Regions from separate parts of the Homo sapiens genome. Here regions 1 and 3 are each linked to region 2. A link is a loop called in an ENCODE intact Hi-C map of the cell type or tissue named here. Cell type or tissue: B cell. All regions are shown on one strand.

Evidence for each region. Peaks named below come from ENCODE experiments on the same cell type or tissue, not always from the same donor. Only the 100,000 strongest peaks of a DNase experiment are listed, where the experiment ranks them.
Region 1: it touches region 2 in a loop (10-fold over the local background); 19 of 110 quality-filtered maps call a loop at or near these places.
Region 3: a loop joins it to region 2, with 28 times the contacts of the local background. A loop is called at or near these places in 86 of 110 quality-filtered maps.

Annotation. Positions count from the first base shown.
Region 1 is chr19:6,750,087-6,758,086 of GRCh38, reverse strand. TRIP10 (thyroid hormone receptor interactor 10) reads right to left here. Exons shown (of 15, transcript NM_001288962.2): 13 at 7,656-7,795; 14 at 7,454-7,575; 15 at 6,557-7,024. The coding sequence ends at 6,876. SH2D3A (SH2 domain containing 3A) reads left to right here. Exons shown (of 10, transcript NM_005490.3): 5 at 2,772-3,256; 6 at 3,356-3,471; 7 at 3,662-3,836; 8 at 3,924-4,035; 9 at 4,446-4,631; 10 at 5,334-5,927. The coding sequence ends at 5,494. Among named protein-coding and RNA genes, the nearest start is that of SH2D3A, 13 kb to the left of the region's middle. RefSeq lists silencers at 4,128-4,337, 4,508-4,687. In B cell, a CTCF peak has its summit at 4,600 (motif pointing right); DNase peaks (open chromatin) are centred at 4,406 and 4,536; H3K4me3 peaks cover 762 bases.
Region 2 is chr19:6,512,162-6,520,161 of GRCh38, reverse strand. No RefSeq gene overlaps it. Among named protein-coding and RNA genes, the nearest start is that of TUBB4A, 14 kb to the right of the region's middle. RefSeq lists enhancers at 1,919-2,048, 2,099-2,148, 3,490-4,030 and a silencer at 3,459-3,628. In B cell, CTCF peaks have their summits at 2,909 and 3,111 (motif pointing left); DNase peaks (open chromatin) are centred at 1,751, 3,101, 3,831 and 4,851; H3K4me3 peaks cover 2,073 bases; H3K27ac peaks cover 1,480 bases.
Region 3 is chr19:6,627,785-6,635,784 of GRCh38, reverse strand. No RefSeq gene overlaps it. Among named protein-coding and RNA genes, the nearest start is that of TNFSF14, 38 kb to the left of the region's middle. RefSeq lists an enhancer at 4,132-4,633. In B cell, CTCF peaks have their summits at 2,182, 2,382 (motif pointing right), 3,369 and 3,572 (motif pointing left); DNase peaks (open chromatin) are centred at 2,404, 3,584 and 4,934.

The sequences.
Region 1 (8,000 bases), 240 kb before region 2:
TGGGACAGAGTGAGACTGTCTCAAAAAAACCGAAAAAACAAAAACAAAACAAAACAAAAAAAACAGAGTAAGGGAGATAGAGACTATAAAGATGGAGATGTATATTGCAATTTTATTTTATTTCTATTTATTTATTTATTTTTGAGATAGAGTTTTGCTCTTGTTGCCCAGGATGGAGTGCAATGGCGTGATACCGGCTCACTGCAACCTCCACCTCCTGGGTTCAAGTGATTCTCCTGCCTCAGCCTCCCGAGTAGCTGGGATTACAGGCATGTGCACCACGCCCTGCTAATTTTGTATTTTTAGTGGAGATGGGGTTTCCCCATGTTGGTCAGGCTGGTCTCGAACTCCTGACCTCAGGTGATCCACCCACCTCAACCTCCCAAAGTGCTGGGATTACAGGCGTGAGCCATTGTACCCAAGCAAGCAATTTTAAGTGGTAGTCAGGAAAGGCCCCATTGCAGAAAAAAATAAAATTGAAGGAAATGAGGGAGGGAACAGGTGGATAACTGGGGGATAAGCAGGCAGGAGGAAGAGGCAGTGCAAAGGCTCTTGGGTCAGAACAAGAATTTAAGCTGTTCATTCAACCAAAAAATGAGTGGGTAGCTGGGTGTGGTGTTGCACGCCTGTGGTCCTAGCCACTTGGGAGGTTGAAGCAGGAGGACTCCTTGAACCCAGAAAGTCAAGGCTGCAGTGAGCCGTGATCGCACCATTGCACTCCAGCCTGGGCCACAGAGTGAGACCCTGACTCAAATTTAAAAAAAAAAAAAAAAAGAAGAAGAAAAGAAAGGGCTGGGTGCAATGGCTCAATTTCTTCTTAAAAAAAAAAAAAAAAAGATACACGTGCAGAATGTGCAGGTTGAGCCTATTCAAAGGCATGGTAAATACAGTCTCCCAAAAGTCTTAGTACAGTTTTAAGTACTAATAGTCCAGAAATTACAAGCCTGTAATCCCAGCACTTTGGGAGGCCAAAGCGGGCGGATCACGAGGTCAAGAGATCAAGACCATCCTGGCCAACATGGTGAAACCCCGTGTCTACTAAAAATACAAAAATTAGCTGGGTGTGGTGGCGCCTGTGGTCCCAGCTACTCGGGAGGCTGAAGCAGGAGAATCACTTGAACCCGGGAGGCAGAGGTTGCAATAAGCCGAGATGGCGCCACTGCACTGTAGCCTGGTGACAGAGTGAGACTCCGTCAAGAAAGAAAAGAAAGGAAGGAAGGAAGGAACGAAGGGAGGGAGGGAAGGAGGGACACACGAGTGTAGCTGAAGCAGAGGGAATGAGGGGAGAGTCAGAGAGAGAGACCCTGGGGCTCAGATTGTGAGGATTTTTCAGCTACTGTGAGCACTTTGGACCTTAACTCAGAGTGAGCCAGGCACTGTTGGATGATTTCAAGTTCCTAGAAAAGAGCCTATTCAAAGGCATGGTAAATACAGTCTCCCAAAAGTCTTAGTACAGTTTTAAGTACTAATAGTCCAGGAGATCAACATGCCACCAACTTACAAAGGACGTCATTTGAAAGTTTACGATGAGGGGAGGGAACTTAGAGGAGGGGTCAGTAGGTGCAGCAAACCACCATGGCACACAGATACTGAACCTGCACATTCTGCACATGTATCTTTTTTTTTAAGAAGAAATAAAAAAGAAAAAAAAGAAAAGAAAGTTTAATAAGCTTGGTTTCTTTGACACTTATCTGAGTGTCATACCATACGCAGCTTTGTGAATTTTTTATACTTTGTCTCTCTATAGATATCTATATTAATTGTATATATTTTATATAGATATGTCTATGGAGAGATATATTATCACAAAAAAAGTAAAATATCTATCATATATAAATGTAATTATATGTAGTATATAGGGCAACATTATACATTTAATAATGTTAATTTTATTTAACATATACTTAATTTAAATATATATTATATATTTATATAATATATATCTATCTCTATAGATATGATATAGAGAGATATATCACTTAATTGTAGATAGATAGATATCTTTTTTTTTTTTTTGAGACAGGGTCTTACTCTGTCATCCAAGCTGGAGTGCAGTGGTGCAGTCATACCTCACTGCAGCCTCTGGCTCAAGTGATCCTCCCACCTCTGCCTCCCAAGTAGCTGGGACCACAGGTGCATGCCACCATGCCCAGCTAATTTTCTAACTTTTTGTAGAAACAAGATCTTGTTATGTTGCCCAGGCTGGTCTGGAATCCCTAGCCTCAAGCAATCCTCTCACCTTGGCCTCCCAAAATGCTGAGATTACAGGCGTCGGCCACCACGCTCATCCTTTTTTTAAAAAAATTTTTAATTTCGTTGGGTCACTGCTTACCATCTTTCAGTCAGAGGGGCAAAAACAAAGAATTCAAATTTAAAATGTAGTATTCAGAATTCATAGGGTCAGGCAAGGTGGCTCATGCCTGTGATCCCAGCAGTTTGGGAGGCCGAGGAGGGAGGATTGCTTGAGACTAGGAATTCCAGACCAGCCTGGGCAACACAGTGAGATCCCATCTCTATAAAATAAAATAAAATTAAAAAAAAATAATTTACAGAACTATAGAGATGCTAAAGTTTTCTAACCATGTGTAAGCATGTAGCATTTCTACCGTCGAGGTGGTTGAAATTCAAAACTGCACCCGGATAGGTTGTTATACCCCATTATTGGAATGAGTGGATGGATCAGGTGGGTGGTAGCCGATGAAGCTCTCACCCCCGCCCATTCAGCAATCTTCCCTGTGTATTCCCATTGACCCCTCTTGTATGACCTCTAGAAGCCTCCACCATGCCCATATCTGCCTTGCCCCGAACGAGCAGTGACCCGGTGTTGCTGAAGGCCCCTGCTCCCCTGGGAACTGTTGCCGACAGTCTCAGGGCCTCCGATGGGCAGCTTCAAGCCAAGGCACCAACGAAGCCCCCCCGGACACCCTCCTTCGAACTGCCTGATGCCTCTGAACGTCCCCCGACGTACTGCGAGCTGGTGCCCCGAGTGCCCAGTGTCCAGGGAACATCCCCGAGCCAAAGCTGCCCAGAGCCAGAGGCCCCATGGTGGGAGGCCGAGGAGGATGAGGAGGAAGAGAATAGATGTTTTACAAGACCACAGGCTGAGATCTCTTTCTGCCCCCATGATGCCCCCTCCTGCCTGCTGGGCCCCCAGAATCGGCCCCTGGAACCCCAAGTCCTGCATACCCTCCGTGGCCTGTTCCTGGAGCACCATCCTGGGAGCACCGCCCTTCACCTGCTATTGGTAGACTGCCAGGTGGGTCACCTCCTGGGATGCTCCTCCCCAGGCCCAGGGCAAGACCCAACCATGCCTACATAATCACGCTTCACCTGACTTCCCCATTCCCTTCTGCAGGCCACAGGCCTCCTGGGAGTGACCAGAGATCAGCGGGGCAACATGGGAGTCTCATCTGGCCTGGAGCTGCTCACTCTTCCCCATGGACACCACTTGAGGTTGGAACTGCTGGAGAGGTGAGCCAGCAGCTTGTAATCTTGGTTGGGGGAGGCCAATTCCCCCCACTTCCCAAGATCTCCAAACAGCTCCCCACTCATGGTTCCCCAGGGAAGAAGGGAGATGGGGCAATGCCACCTCCTGTCCCCCCTCACCCCTGCATTACAAACCTCCCCACTTCCCCCAGACCCTTGCCCTCCACCTCTGCAGGCATCAGACACTGGCGCTGGCCGGGGCGCTGGCGGTGCTGGGCTGCTCGGGGCCGCTGGAGGAGCGCGCAGCCGCACTGAGGGGACTGGTAGAGCTGGCGCTGGCGCTGCGGCCAGGGGCGGCGGGGGACCTGCCCGGGCTGGCTGCAGTCATGGGCGCCCTGCTCATGCCCCAGGTTCGTGGGGAGCAGGGACTGGAGGAAGCTGGAGTGCGGGTGACTGGGAAGACTGGAGAGGAGGCGTGCTCAGATCTCTTCTCCCAGGTGTCCCGGTTGGAGCACACGTGGCGCCAGCTCCGAAGGAGCCACACGGAGGCTGCGCTGGCCTTTGAGCAGGAGCTGAAGCCGCTGATGCGGGCTCTGGATGAGGGCGCTGGTAAGTGAAGGTCTGGGGCTTAGCATCCCCTGGGGGCCCAGACCAAATTTAACAGGACTCAATCTAGTCCTATGCCCAGTCCCTGCATCTGTTCTAGGCCCGGTCCCTTCACCATAGGCCCCGCCCTCCACATGAGGGTTGGTCCTGGCCCTTTCCCTAGGCCCCGCCCTCCACACGAGACTTGTTCCTAGGCCACGCCCCCACCAGCCTTGGTCCCAGCCCCTTTCCCTAGGCTACGCCCCTTCGCCATAGGCCCCGCCCTCCATACGGGGCGTGTGGTCCTGGCCCCTCTCCACAGACCCCGCTGTCGCTCAGTCCTAAGCCCCGCCCCTGCATTTGTCCTAGGTTCCACCTCTGCCCTATGCCCCATCTACAGCCCCAAACCCTGATCAGACCCTCCCCCTCCGCAGGACCCTGCGACCCCGGCGAGGTGGCGCTGCCGCACGTGGCACCCATGGTTCGCCTACTGGAGGGCGAGGAAGTCGCGGGGCCGCTGGACGAGAGCTGTGAGCGGCTGTTGCGCACCCTGCACGGGGCGCGTCACATGGTCCGGGACGCACCCAAATTCCGCAAGGTGGCAGCCCAGCGCCTGCGAGGTGAGCGTTCCCTCTGCGCTGGACTGCAGACTTCAGAGCACCCTGCAGGTTCTAACCGGATCCCCCAAACCCAGCCTGTCCCAGGAGGGGAGCCTCTCGCCACGCCTCCCGGAGCCCCACCCAAACTGGGACGGCTCCACTCCAGGAAGGTTCTCACCCCAAGCAAACGCTGCATCCAGCGGTATTGATAGGAACAGGGCCGTCCACCTCAAAACGGGCTGTCCTGCCCCCAGAGCCACCTCCGCGGGTCCCCACTCCCCCTTCCCACCTAAGACGATCCCGTCCCCCAGGGATCTCGATCCCCAAGAACGCCCTGCTCCCTCCAAAACGACTCCTCCGTCCTATCCTAGGGCAGCCCACCCGGCAAGATCCCCCCACCTTCCCCGACAACCTGGGATCCCGTCCTCGGGGCAGCCCCACGTCCAGGCACAGCCCCTAAGGCGGGACCTCCAGGATCTGGCACCTGGAACAGGCCACCCCATTGCACTGCGGTAGAGCCCCTCAGGCACCCCACCCCCATTCCTGCAGAGAGCTGGAAGCCCCCTCCCCTCTGACCCCGCCTAGTCATCCCGCAGGTGGGGCAGGTCCCTCCCGGGCCCCTGTTGGGTCAAAGTCCTCTGGGGAAAGGAAGGTGCCGGGAGGTTGGGAGGGGCGAGGCGGGCGCCTGGGCCCCGCCCCCAGCCCACCTGACCTTGCTTCCAGGATTCCGGCCTAACCCGGAGCTGAGGGAGGCCCTGACCACCGGCTTCGTGCGGAGGCTGCTCTGGGGTAGCCGGGGCGCGGGAGCTCCGCGCGCTGAACGCTTTGAGAAGTTCCAGCGCGTCCTCGGCGTCCTGTCGCAGCGCCTGGAGCCTGACCGCTGAGAGCGCAGACACCCTTCTTCACACCCGGGACCCCCAGGTTTTTGCGAACCCCAGAAGAGACCAAAGGAGTCGTCCCAGGCTCCTCGCGCCTCAGGTGGAATCCTGCCCTGTGCCTCACAGAAGAGGTGGGGACCGCAGTCAGGGTCACCTGGACCATGGTGAACATGTGACCTGCAGATCTGGCATCAGAGGCCAGAGTTCAAATGTGACTCCACCTCTTAAAAGCCGTGATTTCTAGCAGTTGACTTCACCTCTGTGTCGGCCTTTAACAAAATCATAGCCATACAGCAGCTCAGGCCTGTAATCTCAGCACTTTGGGAGGCCGAGGCGGAAGGAAGGCTTGAGGCCAGGAGTTCAAGACCAGCCAGGGCAACATGGTGAGACCTCATCTCTACAAAAACTGAAAAATAAAAAACTTTTAAAAAATGTAAAAGTTGAGGCTGTGTACTTTCTAAGAATTGTGGCCAGGAATGAGACCCCAGGTGGAGAATGCCTGGCACACAGTAGGTCTTCAATAAGTGCTACCCATTCTCAGAAGCTGCAGTGCATTCAGAAGGGATGAAACTTGGGTGTCCTGGCCAGGTGCGGTGGCTCACGCCATAATCCCAGCACTTTAGGAGGCCGAGGCAGATGGATCACTTGAGGTCAGGAGTTCAAGACCAGCCTGGCCAACATGGCAAAACCCTGTCTCTACAAAAAATACAAAAATTAGCTGGGCATGATGGTGTGTGCCTGTAATCCCAGCTACTTGGGAGGCTGAGGCAGAATTGCTTGAACTCGGGAGATGGAGTCTGCAGTGAGCTGAGATCACGTACGCCACTGCACTCCAGCCTGGGCAACTGGGTGAGACTGTCTCAAAAAGAAAAAAAAAAGAAACTTGGTATCCTTCTCCCTACCTGAGTCACAAGCAGACACCCACTGACAATGACATAGGCCAACTTCCAGAAAGGGGCAGGGTTGACCCAAGGTGTGCCCAAGATCACCTCCCCTTCCTCATTCCCTGTGTGGCCTGTAAGAAACGTGGTGTTAGATACTTCCAGTCCCAGTATTTAAATCCTCTAATAAGACACCGACTCTAGGAACTTTATATAATTTCTTTTTTTTTTTTCCCATTTTTGTATAAAACAAAATGGCCGGAGCCGAGCGGCAGAAAGAAAAGATGTAAAACATGAGTATGTACATCAATGGTGGAACGATGGTAGAAGGCACAGCGGGTCCGTCCGGTGTGACAGGTAGGACTGGGTTGGGGGTGGAGGGGGCAGCAGGTTACACAGGTCTCAGCCGAAGCCACGGGGTCAGAAATAAAGTGCATAGGTCCTGGGGCTCCCCGTGGCCCAGAAGCAGCAGCCGACAGCCCCCCTCTTCCCGTCTCTGGCAGGGTTCAATTGAGCGTGACTCGGAGGTAGGAGGTGGGCACGTAGCCCTCGCCTCCCTCTTTCCGCCTGACCCGGGTCCAGCCGTCCCCTTTGTCTTCTTCCATAAGACTGAGGTCTTCACCCTCGGCCATAGAGATAGTGCCCTCGCTGGACCCTGTGATGGGGGTGGGGGTGGGCCCAGATCTGCTTTAGGCAAAATTTATTATTTTTATTTTTTATTTTTGAGACAGAGCCTCGCTCTCGCCCAGGCTGGAGTGCAGTGGCACGGATCTTGGCTCCCTGCAACCTCTGCCTCCAGGTTCAAGGGATTCTCCTGCCTCAGCCTCCCGAGTAGCTGGGATCACAGGCGTGCGCCACCACACCTGGCTAATTTTTGTACTTTCAGTAGAGATGGGGTTTCACCGTGTTCGCCAGGCTGGTATGGAATTCTTGACCTCAAGTGATCTGCCTGCCTCAGCTTCCCAAAGTGCTGGGATTACAAGCCTGAGCCACCCGCCCAGCCCTGCTTTAGGCGAATTTAAACTGAACCTAGCCAGAGACACTGCCTCCCATACCCCGCCAAGCCCACTCTGGCCGTTCTCACCTTCAAAGTGGTAGATGGCCACACAGTGACCTATGGGGGATGTGGGTTCCTCCTCGAAATCCTCATCAAACTCCGTGTAAATGGGGGTGTCCTGGCTCTCTTCTGAGGGAGGCTCTTCAGAGCTGTTTGGGGATAATTCGGCAGATAAAGACAGGCCCTCCTGGGACCCTGGGAACAGACCCACTCTGACGTCACCCCTCACCTCTCCTTGGTGTCCTGTGATGCGCTGTTGCTGCTGCTGTCTGGCGGGGCGCTAGCGGGGGGGTCGGGAGGCCGGGCGTGCCGGCTCAGGCTGTCTCCCCGGTTGCTAAGGACTCGACTTTCAGCTTCTGCCAGCCACGCCTGGGAGGAGGGGACAGGAAAATCGTTCCAGGGCAGAGCTCCGGGGTCAGCCCACTTTGGACCCAGAGGTTCCCTGAGATCACCCACGCACAGCCAAGGCTGTGATGGAAAACAGCTGGAGACCCCCCGCTCCGAACACCTCCCCTGTCCCCGACCCCCCACCCCACCCAGCAGTGACTCAGCCAGGCCCGCTGGCTCCCGCCCC
Region 2 (8,000 bases):
GAAGGCATGGCCGGGGGCTCACACCTGTAATCCCAGCACTTTGGGAGGCTGAGGGGGGCGAATCACTTGAGCTCAGGAGTTCAAAACTAGCCTGGGCAATATAGTGAGACCCCGTCTCTACTAAAAATACAAAAATTAGCCAGGCGTGGTGGTCCACACCTGTAATGCCAGTTACTCGGGAGTCTGAGGCAGGAGAATCCCTTAAACCCGGAAGGTGGAAGTTGCAGTGAGCTGAGGTCACGCCATTGCACTCCAGCCTGGGTGACAGGGCAAGACTTGTCTAAAAAAAAAAAAGGCCAGGTGCAGTGGGTCATGCCAGCCTGGCTAACATGGTGAAACCTTGTCTCTACTAAAAATACAACAAAAATTAGCTGGGCATGGTGGTGGGCGCCTGTAATCCCAGCTACACGGAAGGCTGAGGCACGAGAATCGCTTGAACCCGGGAGGCAGAGGTTGCAGTGAGCTGAGATCATGCCACTGCACTCCAGCCTGGGTGACAGAGAGAGACTCAGTCTCAAAACAAAACAAAATAAACAAAAAAACAAAAATAAATAAATAAAAACAAGGGGCAGGCAGGAATATGTGGTGCAAAATTGTTGAAGATGAAAATAACTGCATTGGTCATCAGAAGGAAAACTGCCAGGTTATTACTCACAGAATCGGTTTAAAAATTAAAAACATGTCTGAGTCATCTCTTGACAGAGATCTCCAAGGGCTAAGAGAACAAGGCACTCAGACTTTGCCTCCTCTACTCTTTCAAAGATTAAGGTTTTTAGTGTGAAATGGGCCTTACCCATCAGGTTGAGTCTCTGTCCTGTTTGAACTTTAGGTTGAAAATTTGGCGTGATTATTCTATGTAATTGCTTTTTTGGGCAGATGGTTTACAAAACCTTTAAAGGGGGCTAGGCGGCCGGGTGCGGTGCTTCACACCTGTAATCCCAGCACTTTGGGAGGCGGGGGCGGGCAGATACGAAGTCAAGAGATCGAGACCATCCTGGCCAACATAATGAAACCCCGTCTCCACTAAAAATACAAAAATTAGCTGGGCGTGGTGTCGGGCCCCTGTAGTCCCAGCTACTCGGGAGGCTGCGGCAGGAGAATCGCTTAAACCGGGGAGGTGGAGGTTGCAGTGAGCCGAGATCACACCACTGCCCTCCAGCCTGACAACAGAGTGAGACTCCATCTCAAAAAAAAAAAAAAAAAAAAAGAGGCTGGGCATGGTGGCTCACGCCTGTAATCCCTGCACTTTGGGAGGTCCAGGCAGGTGGATCACGAGGTCAGGAGTTCGAAACCAGCCTGGCCAACATGGGGAAACCCCATCTCGACTAAAAATACAAAAATTAGTCAGGTGTGGTGGCGCATGCCTGTAATCCCAGCTACTCAGGAGGCTGAGGCAGGAGAATCACTTGAACCCAGGAGGCAGAGGCTGCAGTGAGCCGAGATCATCATGCCACTGCACTCCAGCCTAGGCAACAGAGTGAGATTCTGTCTCGGGGGAACAAAAAAAAACCTTTAAAAGAATAACCAAGTGAGGAAAAAAAGAAACGAAAGCAAGGTGCAGGCTGCTATGTGCAGAATGCACGCTTTGGGTTTCAGAGCAGAAATAGGTTTGTATAAAACATTTCAGAAAGATGTGCAAAAATTGAGGGTATTGGGGTGAGAAGATGTGGATGTTTCATGGTGTATGATTTTGCATGCTTGCATTTTCCATGGGTTCGTTTTGTTTGCTTTGTTTTATTCTTTTTGTTTTAACATTAAGCACAGAATCGTGGCCAGCTTTCACACACGCAGAAAGAAACCAGTGGCCAGAGCCACTTGGAGGAAGGAAACTTTTTGTACCTAGTGACATCAAAGGCAGGAAATGGTGTTTCCCTGTTGAGGGCAGTGGAAGGAGGAGTCAGGGTTGGGGAAGACCCAGGCAGACTTGGGGCAGACCCAGCGACCCCTTCCAAGAGCATGAAGAGGCAGCTCACGGTGCTGGGAAGTCAACCCGCTTTGGAAAGGGAATCCCAGCAGGGTAACTACCTGGAAAGGACTTTCCAACTCCCCTGGGGGAGGGACACAAGTAGACACACACAGACACCAGAACACAAAGGGCACACCCATTCTGGACATATACAATCACACAAAACAAGACAGACATACAGACACACCATGCAGACATACACACAATCACACACACACACACACACCTGGACACACAATCATAGATACACAACAACCATCAAAGCTAGCCACAGACCGGGTGCAGTGTCTCACGCCTGTAATCCCAGCACCTTGGGATGCCAAGGCAGTCAGATCACTTGAGGTCAGGAGTCCGAGACCAACCTGGCCAACATGGTGAAACCCTGTCTCTACCAAAAATACAAAAAAAAAAAAAAAAAAAAAATAGCCGGGCGTGGTGGTGAGTGCCTGTAGTCCCAGCTACTAAGGAGGCTGAGATGGGAGACTCGCTTGAACCCGGGAGGCAGAGGTTGCAGTGAGCCAAGATGGCGCCGCTGTACTCCAGCCTGGATGACAGAGTAAGATTCTGCCTCAAAAAAAAAAAAAAAGCTAGCAACAGACACACACAAGGACACAAGAGACATATATTCAGGGCATATAACCAAACACACCGAGACTAGAACACACCAACACAGACACACCATCACACACATACCAAAACAGACATGGAGGTACACAACACACACGTACACGGTTACACACTGAGACAGACACCCAAAGACACAATCGTAGATACACATACATGGCAGGCACCATGGCTAGTCATAGACATAACGCAAGAACACACGTTATGGGCATGCACAATCACACACACAGAGGTCCAGGTCCAATCCTACGACCATCCAAGGTCTGCCCCGCTCCCAGAGGAGTCCCCAGGGACTACCCCTCAGAACACCCAAGTTCCACCCTGTACCCACAGAGGACCACCCAAGATCCACTCCCGCCAGGGAACCCAGGACTCACCCCTCAGACCACCTAGGATCCATCCCCCAAGAGGAAACTCAGGCCCTTCCCTCTGGGGACCTCCCCCTCCCTCCCCTGAGGAACAATCACTCTGGGCCCCTTTTCTCCGCAGCGATACCCAGCTTGGGCAGCGGGCGCCCCCTGGTGGACCTGGAGCCCCAGTCCAGGACTGCACGGAGCTGGGGCCCAGGAGCCAAGGCGCGCGGGGAGTTCCGGTGCTCTAGGACTTGGGAGCATTCACGGCAGAACCGGGGAAGGAAAGAGCGTGGAGACGCGGGAAGGGGAGATGGGAGGCCGGAACTGGATCGGGCAGGGCATTAAGCGCGGGAACAGAACGTCGGAAGCAGGAATGGGTTGGAGGCGGTTGGACCGAAGACCTCCTACTCCCGCACCCCAGCCAGCCCCGCGTCTCCACCCGGCAGGTGCGGCTCCTGGACCGCGGAAGACCCCGGAGGCGGATTCCCAACGAGGCACAGCGAGGGCAGGGTCGGGGAGGTTAGAGTGCTGAGGGTGGGAGGTCTTCGGTCCCACGGCCGAAGCTCGCCTAGTCATGGCTCTCAGCCTGGAAGTAACGCCAAGAAATCGCCCGAGACTGGGAATGCCCAGCGCTCAGCCTGGATGATCACCAGCACCAACGTGGCTTTGGCTCGCGGGTTCAAGAGAAAGATGGGCCCGCCCCTTCCACGACTGATCCTGTCAGTCTACCGAAGCCCCATTCCGCTGTCATCCGCCTCCCACCTCCCTAGCTTCTCCCCAGGCCCCGCCCTCGTACCCATCCGTTTGCCTCTCAGGCTCTGCCCACTCCTCAGTCCTTCCCACTTTCCTGTCATTCTCTCGAGGACCGTCCGCTTCCCCAGCAGACTCCCAGGCCCAGCCCACTCCTCAGTTCCCCTACCCCACGGTCATTCTCCCTAGACTCCGCCCACTTCATAGTTATTTGTCTCCCAGCCCTTGCTAACTCCTTAGTCCCTCCCACTTCCCTGTCATTCTCCCCAGGCCCCGCCCACTTCCCCTGCTGTCCGCTCCAGGCCCTTCCCACGCCACAGTTCCTCCCAATATTATCTCCAGGCCCCGCCCACTTCCCCTGTTATCAGCCTCCCAGACCCTGCCCACTCCTCAGTCCCTCACACCTCCCTGTCATTCTCCCAGGCCCCGCCCATTTCCCAATCATTAGTGACCTGGGAATAGGGCCTGGAGACTCTTCGTGCCCCACTCTGTTTTCTGCTTTTTTTTTTTTTTTTTTTTTTGGAGACGGAGTTTTGCTCTTGTCGTCCAGGCTGCAGTGCAATGGTGCGATCTCGGCTCACTGCAACCTCCGACTCCCGGGTTCAAGTGATCCTCCTGCCTCAGGCTCCCGAGTAGCTGGGATTACAGACATGCACCACCACGCCCGTCTAATTTTTTTTTTTTATTGTATTATTAGTAAGGACAGGGTTTCACCATGTTGGTCAGGCTGGTCTCGAACTCCTGACCTCAGGTGATTCACTCACCTTGGCCTCCCAAAGTTGTGGGATTACAGGTGTGAGCCACCGCGCCTGGCACTTTTCTGCTTTTCTTAGTCCATACCACCCTCTCCTCAGGCTCGGCACCTCTCCCCCTTTGAGGGTTTGTCCTGTCTCAACCCCTAGCCCCTTTTCTGGGTTCTGCCCTTCCGGAGTCCTGCACCCTCTTCCCACTCCAGGTTTTCAAGCCATGCTCATCCCTCACCAATTTCGCTGGGACTTGCAGCCGCCCTTTGATTCCTTTAGGCCTTGCCCCATTCGTTCTGCCCTCCAAACATGCAGGCTCTGCCCTCACCCATAATCCGCATGTACATCCACCAAGACCCCACCCCAGACCTGCCACGCCCCTGGTGTGGGGTGGGGGCTGTGTCTTAAATCACTAACAGGAGCTACGGAGGCCTTGGTTTCTCCACCCCACCCTTCCTCCATGAGGCCTGGTCTGAGTGGGTGAACCCATCCCAAAGCCCTCTGCTCCCCTGACGTGGAAAAGGTCACCACGTGGGGTGATGGCCCCACCCCAGCAGGAATCCTTTCTCAGCACCAGTGGCCTGGGGACTGGCACAGGATGCCCCCCAGCCACTCCACTGTCACCAGAACTCCGGCACCACCAAGATGTTGGATGCGGCTGGACACAGTGGCTCACGCCTGTAATCCAAGCACTTTTGGAGGCCGAGGCGGGTGGATCACCTGAGGTCAGGAGTTCCAGACCAGCCTGGCTAACGTGGTGAAAACTGTCTCTACTAGAACTACAAAAAAGTTAGCTGGCCGTGGTGGCACATGCCTGTAATCCCAGCTACTCAGGAGGCTGAGGCAGAAGAATCGCTTGAACCCGGGAGGCAGAGGTTGCAGTGAGCCAAGATCACGCCATTGTACACCAGCCTGGGCAGCAAAAGTGAAAATCCATCTCAAAAAAAAAAAGAAAAAAGGCCGGGCGCAGTGGCTCACACCTGTAATCCCAGCATTCTGGGAGGCTGAGGCAGGCAGATCGCCTGAGGTCAGGAGTTCGAGACCAGCCTGGCCAACATGGTAAAACCTCGTCTGTACTAAAAATGTGAAAAAATTAGTCAGGCATGGTGGCCAGCACCTGTAATCCCAACTACTCTGGAGGCAGGAGAATTGCTTGAACGCAGGAGGTGGAGGTTGCAGTGAGCCGAGATGGTGCCACTGCATTCCAGCCTGGGCAACAGAGCGAGACTCTGTCTCAAAAAAAAAATGTTGGATGCTTCTGACTTTTTCTATCTGATGCTGGGTGAGCCCCTCCATACCAGCCTTGAGCACCCCCAGCCTGAAATTCAAGGGACTATGTTGGGGTCAGTCTGCTTGTCTGTCTTTATCTGAGGGTCGCTGGACTTGGGGGATGGCAGTCTGCCCTGGCTTGTGGACTGCGGTCGTGTGTATGTCCATCCGTGTGTGTCCTTGTGTGGGGGCGTCTGGGTCAATGTGTGTTTGAGTGAATGAGAGAAAAAACTCCCTACGGTGTGGCTTTTGTGTCCAAAGCACCCAGCGTGTATGCCCGTGTGTTGTCAGCTCCCTGGGTCTGTGCGCTGGCTTTTTTTTTTTTTTTTTTTTTTGAGTTGTGTCTCCAGGTCTGTCTGTAGGGCTGTGCAGATACATTGCATATCTCTGTGTATGTTTGATTGCATGTATGTAGTATGTGTGTACCCAAGTCTGTATTGTGTTTTTTGTTTTTTGGGGTTTTTTATGGAGACAGAGTCTTGCTCTGTCACCCAGGCTGGAGTGCAATGGCACAATCTTGGCTCACTGCAACCTCCGCTTCCTGGGTTTAAGTGATTCTCCTGCCTCCGCCTCCCGAGTAGCTGGGATCACAGGCGCACACCACCACCCCCGGCTAATTTTTGTATTTTTAGTAGAGACAGGGTTTCACCATGTTGGCCAGGCTGGTCTCGAACTCCTGACCTCAGGTGATCCACTCACCTTGGCCTCCCAAAGTGCTGGGATTACAGTCGTGAGCCACCACGCCCGACGTGTGTTGTGTTTATAACCATGTATAATAGTCTGGCTATGTCTTAGGAGACTCCATTTTGTTCTGTACTAAGAAAAATTTTTCTGCCTTGGGATGCTGTTAATCTATAACCTTACCCCCAACCCCGTGCTCTCTGAAACATGTGCTGTGTCCACTCAGGGTTAAATGGATTAAGGGCGGTGCAAGATGTGCTTTGTTAAACAGATGCTTGAAGGCAGCATGCTCCTTAAGAGTCGTCACCACTCCCTAATCTCAAATACCCAGGGACACAAACACTGCGGAAGGCCGCAGGGTCCTCTGCCTAGGAAAACCAGAGACCTTTGTTCACATGTTTATCTGCTGACCTTCCCTCCACTATTGTCCTATGACCCTGCCAAATCCCCCTCTCCGAGAAACACCCAAAAATGATCAATAAATACTAAAAAAATAAAAAAATGAAAATAGTCTGGCTATGTCTGTCCTGGGGTCTGATTCTAGGGCTATGTATCTGTGTGTATCTCATTGTGTGTGTGTGTGTGTGTGTGTGTGTGTGTGTGTGTGTGTGTGTGTGTCTTTTTTTTTTTTTTTTTTTGAGACGGAATCTCTCTCTATCACCCAGGCTGGAGTGCAGTGGTGCCATCTGGGCTCACTGCCAGCTCCGCCTCCCGGGTTCATGCCATTCTCCTGCCTCGGCCTCCCCAGCAGCTGGGACTACAGGCGCATGCCGCCATGCCCGGCTAATTTTTTTTTTTTTTTTGTATTTTTATTTTTAGTAGAGAGGGGGTTTCACCGTGTTAGCTAGGATGGTCTCGATCTCCTGACCTTCTGAACCGCCCACCTCGGCCTCCCAAAGTGCTGGGATTACAGGCGTGAGCCACTGCACCCATCTGCTCTCTCTCTCTCTCTTTTTTTTATTTAAAAAAAAAAAAAGGAGTCTCACTCAGGCTGGAGTGCAGTAGCACAATCTCGGCTCGCTGCAACCTCCACCTCCTGGGTTCAAGTGATTCTCATGCCTCAGCCTCCAGAGTAGCGGGACCACAGACATAAGCCACACACGCTACCTAGGAGGCTGAGGTGGGAGGATCACTTGAGCCAGGGAGTTGGAGTCTGCAGTAACTTATCATCCTGCCACTGCACTCCAGCCTGGGCAACAGAGCAAGAACTTAACTCAAGATAGATGGATAAATACATTAATTAATTAATTAATTAAAATAAAACTCCAGTCTCCCGTTCATCCAGCTCTGCATGAATTAAACTCTTTGTTGCAATTCTCCTGTCTTGATACATCCATTCTATCTGGGCAGGGGACAAAGTGAACCCACTGGGCAGTTACAGAGCCCTGCAGATCAGCCTGGGAGAGATGATTCATGTCCATGTGAACCCCAAATATCAGAGGCGGGTCTCAGTGAATTTAGTTTTTTATTTTTTACTTTTCTTTTTTTTTTGAGACGGAGTCTCACTCTATTCCCCAGGCTAGAGTGCAGTGGTGCGATCTCAGCTCACTGCAACCTCCGCCTCTTGAATTCAAGCAATTCTCCTGCCTCAGCCTCCTGAGTAGATGGGATTAC
Region 3 (8,000 bases), 120 kb before region 2:
GCAAATACTTGTCAGTTTTGATTTCTAAGCCTCAGCTCTGTGGATATTTGGAGCCAGATTGTCCTCTTGGGTGGAGCCATCTGGGCACTGCAAGGTGCTGAGGAGTGTCTCAGGATCCTGCCTCCATGCCAGGATCACCCCCAGTTGTAACAACCAAAAATGTCTCCAGATGTTGCCAAATGTTTCCTGGAAGGACAGAATCACCCCAGTTGAGAACCACTGAATTCGATGATAAACACAGGCACATTTTTTGCCTATTTAAAGAGTCTGAAAGGCTCTGCTTCATTTAAATTAAGATTCCAAGCTGGATGCGGTGGCTCACGCCTGTAATCCCAGCACTTTGAGAGGCCAAGGCAGGGGAGTCACCTGAGGTCAGGAGTTCGAGACCAGCCTGGCCAAAATGGAGAATCCCTGTCTCTACTAAAAATACAAAAACTATTCAGGCATGGTGGTGCGTGCCTGTAATCCCAGCTACTCAGGAGGCTGAGGCAGGAGAATTACTTAAACCCGGGAGGTGGAGGCTGCAGTGAGCCGAGATCACACCATTGCACTCCAGCCTGGGCCACATAGCGAGACTCTCTCAAAAAAATAAAAATTAAAAATAAAAATAAATTAAGAAACTAGATACTGTCCTAATTACATTTTTATTCCTCCTCTGATCCTCCATGAGTAACTTAGAGAGAGTATATGATATCAATTCCTTTGATAGCGATGTGATTTATCACTCAGTATAAGGCCAAGCTTTGGAAATATTCCCTAAGCATTTAAAAATGCATCTATTTTTAATTATGGTAACATGTATAACATAAAATTTACCTGTAATCCCAGCACTTTGGGAGGCCAATGTGGGTGGATCGCCTGAGGTCAGAAGTTCGAGACCAGCCTGGCCAACATGGCGAAACCCCGTCTCTTCTAAAAATACAAAAATTTACCATTTTAACAATTTTAAGTGTACTCTTCACTGATATGAAGTATATTCACATTGTTGTGCAACCATTACCACCGTCCATCTCCAGAAAGTTTTTCATCTTGCAAAACTGAAACTCTGTGCTCATTAAACACTCACACTCACTCGCCATTCCCTCCTCCCCAGCCCCTGACACCCACCTTTCTCCTTTCTGTCTCTATAAATTTGCTCCATCATTTCCTCATATAAGTGGAATCATAACAGTATTTGCCCTTTTGCAGCTGGCTCATTTCATTTAGAATAATGTCTTCAAGTTTCATCCATGTTGTAGGATATATTAAAACTTCATTCTTCTTCAGGGCGGAATAATATTCCATTATATGGATATACCACATTTTGTTTATGCATTCATCCATCAGTAGACACTGGGGTTGCTTCTGTATCTTGGTTACTGTGAATACTACTCCTATGGCCACAGACGTAACAATATCTGTTCTCATCCCTGCTCTCAATTCTGTTGGGTATGTACATAGAAGTAGAATTGCTGGATCATAGTAATTCTATTCTAATGTTTGGAGGAAGTGCCATACTGTTTTCCATAGCAGCTGCACAATTTACATTCCTACCAGATCCTTAAGTGTTTCTTTTTTTTTTTTTTTTTTTTTTTTTTTGAGATGAAGTCTTGCTCTGTTGCCCAGGATGGAGTGCAATGGTGCCATCTCGGCTCACTGCAAACTCCGCCTCCTGGGTTCAAGCGATTCTCCTGCCTCAGCCTCCCGAGTAGCTGGGATTACAGGCACCTGCCACCACGCCAGGCTAATTTCATATTTTTAGTAGAGACGGGGTTTCACCATGTTGGTCAGGCTTGTCTCAAACTCCTGACCTCAAGTGATCCACCTGCCTCAGCCTCCCAAAGTGCTGGGATTACAGTCATGAGCCACCATGCCGGGCCACTAAGCATTTCTTAATGTGTTTCTTTGTTTGTTTGTTGTTGTTGTTTGTTTGTATGTTTGTTTGAGATGGAGTCTCCCTCTGTCATCCAGGCTGGAGTGCAGTGACTCGATCTCAGCTCACTGCAACCTCCACCTCCCAGGTTCAAGAGATTCTCCTGCCTCAGCCTCCCAAGTAGCTGGTATTACAGGTGCCCGCCACCACACCCTGTGGGCAGCAAGCCACACAGGTGCCGAGGCAAGAGACCGAGGGCACGAGCTGTTCCAGTATAATAAAGAAAATACATAAAATAAGAATACTTATACTAGACATAGATCATGGATATGATTATATATGAATATCATTAATTATTAGTTTGTAGCAATTACTCTTTATTCCAATATTATAATAATCCTTGCTCTACAATCATAACCTAGGAAAAACCAGGCCATACAGAGATAGGAGCTGAAGGGACATGGTGAGAAGTGACCAGTAGATAAGAGTGCGAGCCCTCTGTCACGCCCGGACAGGGCCACTAGAGGGCTCCTTGGTCTAGGGGTAACGCCAGCATCTGGGAAGACGCCCGTTGCCAAGTGGCCCGTGGTCTAGCGGTAGCGTCAGTGCCAAGGGAAAACACGGGCTACTTAGCAGACTCGAGGCCAGGAGTTTAGAGAAGACTCTGCTCCTCCACCTCTTGTGGAGGACCTGACATTAGTCAGGCTCGCCCGCAGTTATCCGGAGGCCTAACTGTCTCCCTGTGATGCTGTGCTTCAGCAGTCACACTCCTGGTCCGCTTTCATGTTCCATACTGTACACCTGGCTCTGCCTTCTAGATAGCAGTAGCAAAATTAGTGAAAGTACTAAAAGTCTCTGATATGATATGCAGAAATAATGGCGTAAGCTGTCTCCTCTCTCTCTCTCTCCGCCTCGGCTGCCAAACAGGGAAGGGCCCCCTGTCCAGTGGACACGTGACTCATGTGACCTTACCTATCATTGGAGATGGCTCACGCTTCTTACCCTGCCTCCTTGTCTTGTATCCAATAAATAACAGTGCAGCCTGGCATTCGGGGCCACTACCGGTCTCTGCGTCTTGGTGGCAGTGGTTCCCCGGGCCCAGCTGTCTTCTTTTATCTCTTTGTCTTGTGTCTTTATTTCTACGATCTCTCATCTCCTCACACACACAGGGAGAAAAACCCACCGACCCTGTGGGGCTGGTCCCTACATACCCTGGCTAATTTTTGTATTTTTAGTAGAGACCGCGTTTCACTATGTTGGCCAGGCTGGTCTCAAACTCCAGACCTCAAGTAGTCCACCTGCCTCGGCCCCTCAAAATGCTGGGATGACAGGCGTGAGCCGCCGCGCCTGGCCACAACAGGACATTTCAGTTCAGATCCACATTCCAAGTGCCATATAGTAACATATGGCTATTGACATGGAATAGCATGGTATTGAGTAGCACAGATTTGGACCATCTGCATTAATTGCAATTCTTCATACATTTTGAATTTTTTGGAGGAATTATTTGCCTCTTCCGTATTTCTGTTTCTCTCCTTCCTTGCCTTGTTTCGGATTTTTGTCTTATTCCCGTTTTTCTTCTGAGTTCAGAAATTATACATTTTATTCCTATACTTTTAGAAATTTTAATTTACATATTTAATCTATCAGAGTCTAACACTTTAAGTCTCTTGTCTGCAAAAAGCCTCCTACTCGGTCTCCCTGTATCCACTGGCTCCCCCTACAGGCCATTCTTCATACAACAGTCAAAGTGAGATGTTTCGTAAACGTTTTCTTCCATAGACAGTTGACGTTTGAACAATGTGGGGTCTTAGGTGCACCAACCCCTGAGCAGTCAAACGGCCACATATAACTTTTGACTCCCCCAAAGCCTAACTCAGCAGACTGTTAACCAGAAGACTTGCTGATAACATAAGCTGTGGATTATCACATACTTTGTATGTTACATGTATTATACACTGTATTCTTACAATAAAGTAAGCTAGAGGAAAGAAACTCTTATTAAGAAAATCATGGCTGGATGCGATGGCTCACGCCTGTAATTCCAATACTTTGGGAGGCCGAGGCAGGCAGATCACTTGAGGCCAGGAGTTCAAGACCAGCCTGGGCAACATGGCAAAACCTCATCTCTATGAAAAATTACAAAAAAAAATAGCCTGGCATGGTGGCATGGGCTTGTAGTCCTAGCTGCTCAGGAGGCTGAGGAGGGAGGATGGCTTGAGCCTGGGAGTTCGAGGCTGCAGTGAGCTATGATGGTGCCACTCCACTCTAGCCTGGGCAACAGAGCAAGACCCTGTCTCCACAGAAAAAAAAAATATCTCCACCTGGGCAACAGAGCAAGATCCTGTCTCCACAAAAAAAGAAAGAAAGAAAAGAAAGAAAGAAAGAAAGAAAGAGAAAGAAAGAAAGAAAGAAAGAAAGAAAGAAAGAAAGAAAGAAAGAAAGAGAAAGAAAGAAATTATCTCCACCAGCCAAATGTGAGAATTTCTGTTGTTTCTCATTCTGCCAAATCTTATTATTTCCCATATTTTATCCAGTTTTATTTAGGCATCACTGGCAAATAAAAGCTGTGTATATTTAAGGTGAGAATGTGATGCTTTGCCGGGCATAGTGGCTCACGCCTGTAATCCCAGCACTTTGGGAGGCCGAGGCGGGTGGATCACGAGGTCAGGAGATCGAGACCATCCTGGCTAACATGGTGAAACCCTGTCTTTACTAAAAATACGAAAAATTAGCCGGGTGTGGTGGCGGGCGCATGTAGTCCTAGCTGCTTGGGAGGCTGAGGCAGGAGAATGGCGTGAACCCAGGAGGCAGAGGTTGCAGCGAGCCGAGATCGTGCCACTGCACTCCAGCCTGGGCAACAGAGCGAGACTCCGTCTCAAAAAAAGGAAAGAAAAAGAAAGAAAGAAAGAAAGAAAGAAAGAAAGAAAGAAAGAAAGAAAGAAAGAAAGAAAGAAAGAAAGAAAGAAAGAAGGAAGGAAATGTGATGCTTTGATACACCTATATGCTAAAATTATCACCACAGTCATATCTCGCTGTGGTTTTAATTTGCATTTCCCTGATGATTAATGACGTTGGGCATGTTTTCACACACCTGTTAGCCATTCGTGTGTCTTCTTTTGAGGAATGCCTATTAAGATCATTCGCCCATTTTTAAATTGAGCTATTTGTTATGTTGCTGTTGAGTTATATGAGCTCTTTATATATTTTAGAGATCTCAACCCCTTATCAGATATATGGCTTACAAATATTTTCTCTCCATCCATACGTTGCCTTTTAATTTCCTTGATTGCTTCCTTTGCTTGGCAGAAGCTCTTTAGTCTGTTGCAATTCCACTTATTTTTGCTTTTGTTCTCTGTGCTTTTGGTGTCAAATCCAAAAAATCATCACCAAGGCTGGGTGTGGGGGCTCACACCTGTAATCCCAGCACTTTGGGAGACCAAGGCAGGCGGATCATGTGGGATGGAGTTCCATGTACCCAGGCTTTTAGGCTGCTGTTCTTTTTTGTTATGTTTTGTTTTGTTTTGTTTTGTTTGTTTGTTTGTTTGTTTGTTTGTTTTTGAGACGGAGTCTTGCTCTGTCGCCCAGGCTGGAGTGCAGTGGTGCGATCTCGGCTCACCTCAAGCTCCACCTCCCAGGTTCATGCCATTCTCCTGCCTTAGCCTCCTGAGTAGCTGGGATTACAGGCGTTCGCCAACACACCTGGCTAATTATTTTGTATTTTTTTAGTAGAGATGGGGTTTCACCATGTTAGCCAGGATAGTCTCAATCTCCTGACTTCGTGTTCGGCCCGCCTCGGCCTCCCAGAGTGCTGGGATTACAGGCGTGAGCCACTGCGCCCAGCCTGGGCTGCTGTTCTAAGCAGGGTTCAGCCTGGTTAATACGTGATGTTCTTCTGTTTGACCCCAATGTTTAAAGGTTTGACTTCTAAAAATCAAACTGCCGGGCCGGGCGCAGTGGCTCACGCCTGCAATCCCAGCACTTTGGGAGGCTGAGGTGGGCGGATCACGAGGTCAGGAGATCGAGACCATCCTGGCTAACATGGTGAAACCCCATCTCTACTAAAAATACAAAAAATTGGCCTGGCGTGGTGGTGGGCGCCTGTAGTCCCAGCTACTCGGGAGGCTGAGGCAGGAGAATGGTGTGAACCCAGGAGGCGGAGCTCTCAGTGAGCCGAGATCGCGCCACTGAACTCCAGCCTGGGCGACAGTGCGAGACTCCCGTCTTAAAAAAAAAAAAAATCAAACTGCCGTGGAAACTACTTTACCCGAAATTTTGGCTCACAGCTGATATGTTTTGGCTCTGTGTCCCCACCATAATCTCATCTCGAATTGTAATCCCCCCATGTCAAGGGAGGGACCTAGAGGGAGGTGATTGGATCATGGGGGCAGTTGCCCCCATGCTGTTCTCATGACAGGATCTGATGGTTTTAAAAGTGGCAGTTCCCCCTGTCTCTCTGTCTCTCTCTCTGTCTCTGTTTCTTCTCCTGCTGCCATGTAAGACATGCCTGGCTTCCCATTCGCCTTCCACCATGATTGTAAGTTTCCTGAGGCCTCCCAGCCATGTGGAACTGTGAGTCAATTAAACCCCCTTTCTTTGTAAATTACACAGTCTCAGGCAATATCTTTATAGCCGTGTGAGGACAGACGAATACAACAGTCTTCATGGGATTACCTATCAGAGCAGACAAAATGCAGCCATGTGAACACGTTCATAGATAGGTGAGTTTGTATTACTATCTCATGACTAGAATTCCTTTTTTTTTTTTTTTTTTGAGATGGAGTCTTGCTCTGTCGCCCAGCCTGGAGTGCAGTGGCATAATCTTGGCTCACTGCGATCTCCACCTCCCAGGTTCAAGCAATTCTCCTGCCTCAGCCTCCCAAGTGGCTGGGACTACAGGCGCCTGACACCACACCTGGCTAATTTTTGTATTTTTAGTAGAGATGGAGTTTCACCGTGTTGGCCAGGCTGGTCTCAAACTCTTGACCTCAGGTGATCTGCCTGCCTCAGCCTCCCAACTAGAATTCCAAAGTAAAAGCTATTGGATCTTTGTTTCTGTGTGTGAGTACATATTTAGATGTGTGTATATGTATGTATATTTATTGTTATATGTTATGCCTACCAATTTGGCTTATAAATAAAAGAGTGCTCATTAATTAAGTCCAAAGTATTTTTCAAGTTTATATGACTTAAGTAAGTCTTTAATGAGCAAGCTTTTTTTTTTTTTTTTTTTGAAATAGAGTCTCATTCTGTCGCCCAGGCTGGAGTGCAGTGGCATGATCTCCACTCACTGCCACCTCCACCTCCTGGGTTCAAGCGATTCTCAAGTCTCAGCCTCCTGAGTGGCTGGGACTGCAGTTGTGTGCAATTATGCCTGGCTAATTTATGTATTTTTTTTTAGTAGAGATGGAGTTTCTCCATGTTGGTCAGGCTGATCTTGAGCTCTTGACCTCAAGTGATCCACCTGCCTCAGCCTCCCAAAGTGCTGGGATTACAGGCATGAGCCACTGTACCTGGCCAACAAGGTGGTTTTTAAATTATTGGTAAAATAGGAATAGAAATGTCTTCAGAATTGTCAGCATACATTTTTCTCTGGGTTTCATATTTGTCTCTTCTAGATATTTTGAGGTATCAGGGTTTGGCATAGAAGGTTATCAAACCATAAACCCAGCCAAAACAAAATGATCTTTTTGTGTTTTTTTTTATATAAGTAAGACTATTTAATGTTATTGGTTTAATGAAAACACCTGAGTCTACTGAGTTATTGGTGAAAATGCCCATGCAGTTAACTTTAAGGTTCTTATTTAGGTGAACATCTGATATTCACAAGTTATAAAAGGGTTAACAAGAAAATAATGTGTAAATAATCTATATAAACTGCTAAAAATAAAGTGTAAATGGGTTAAGTGCTGCAGGTGAACTTATTGTGTAACTTAAAATCTTAAAATTATGTTTAAGAATAATATTTAAAATTATGCTTATTAGATGTCTGGGTCATTTCTAATTAAGGAAGGGTTATGATATGGGGAAATATGTTTCTAAAAATTATGGAAGAGTTCTCATTATAAAATGCTAATATCTGATAGGTAGCTCAGGATTTCTTTCTTCCTAGGTTTTCACTAAAATTTGAGGTTACTAAGGATAAGAA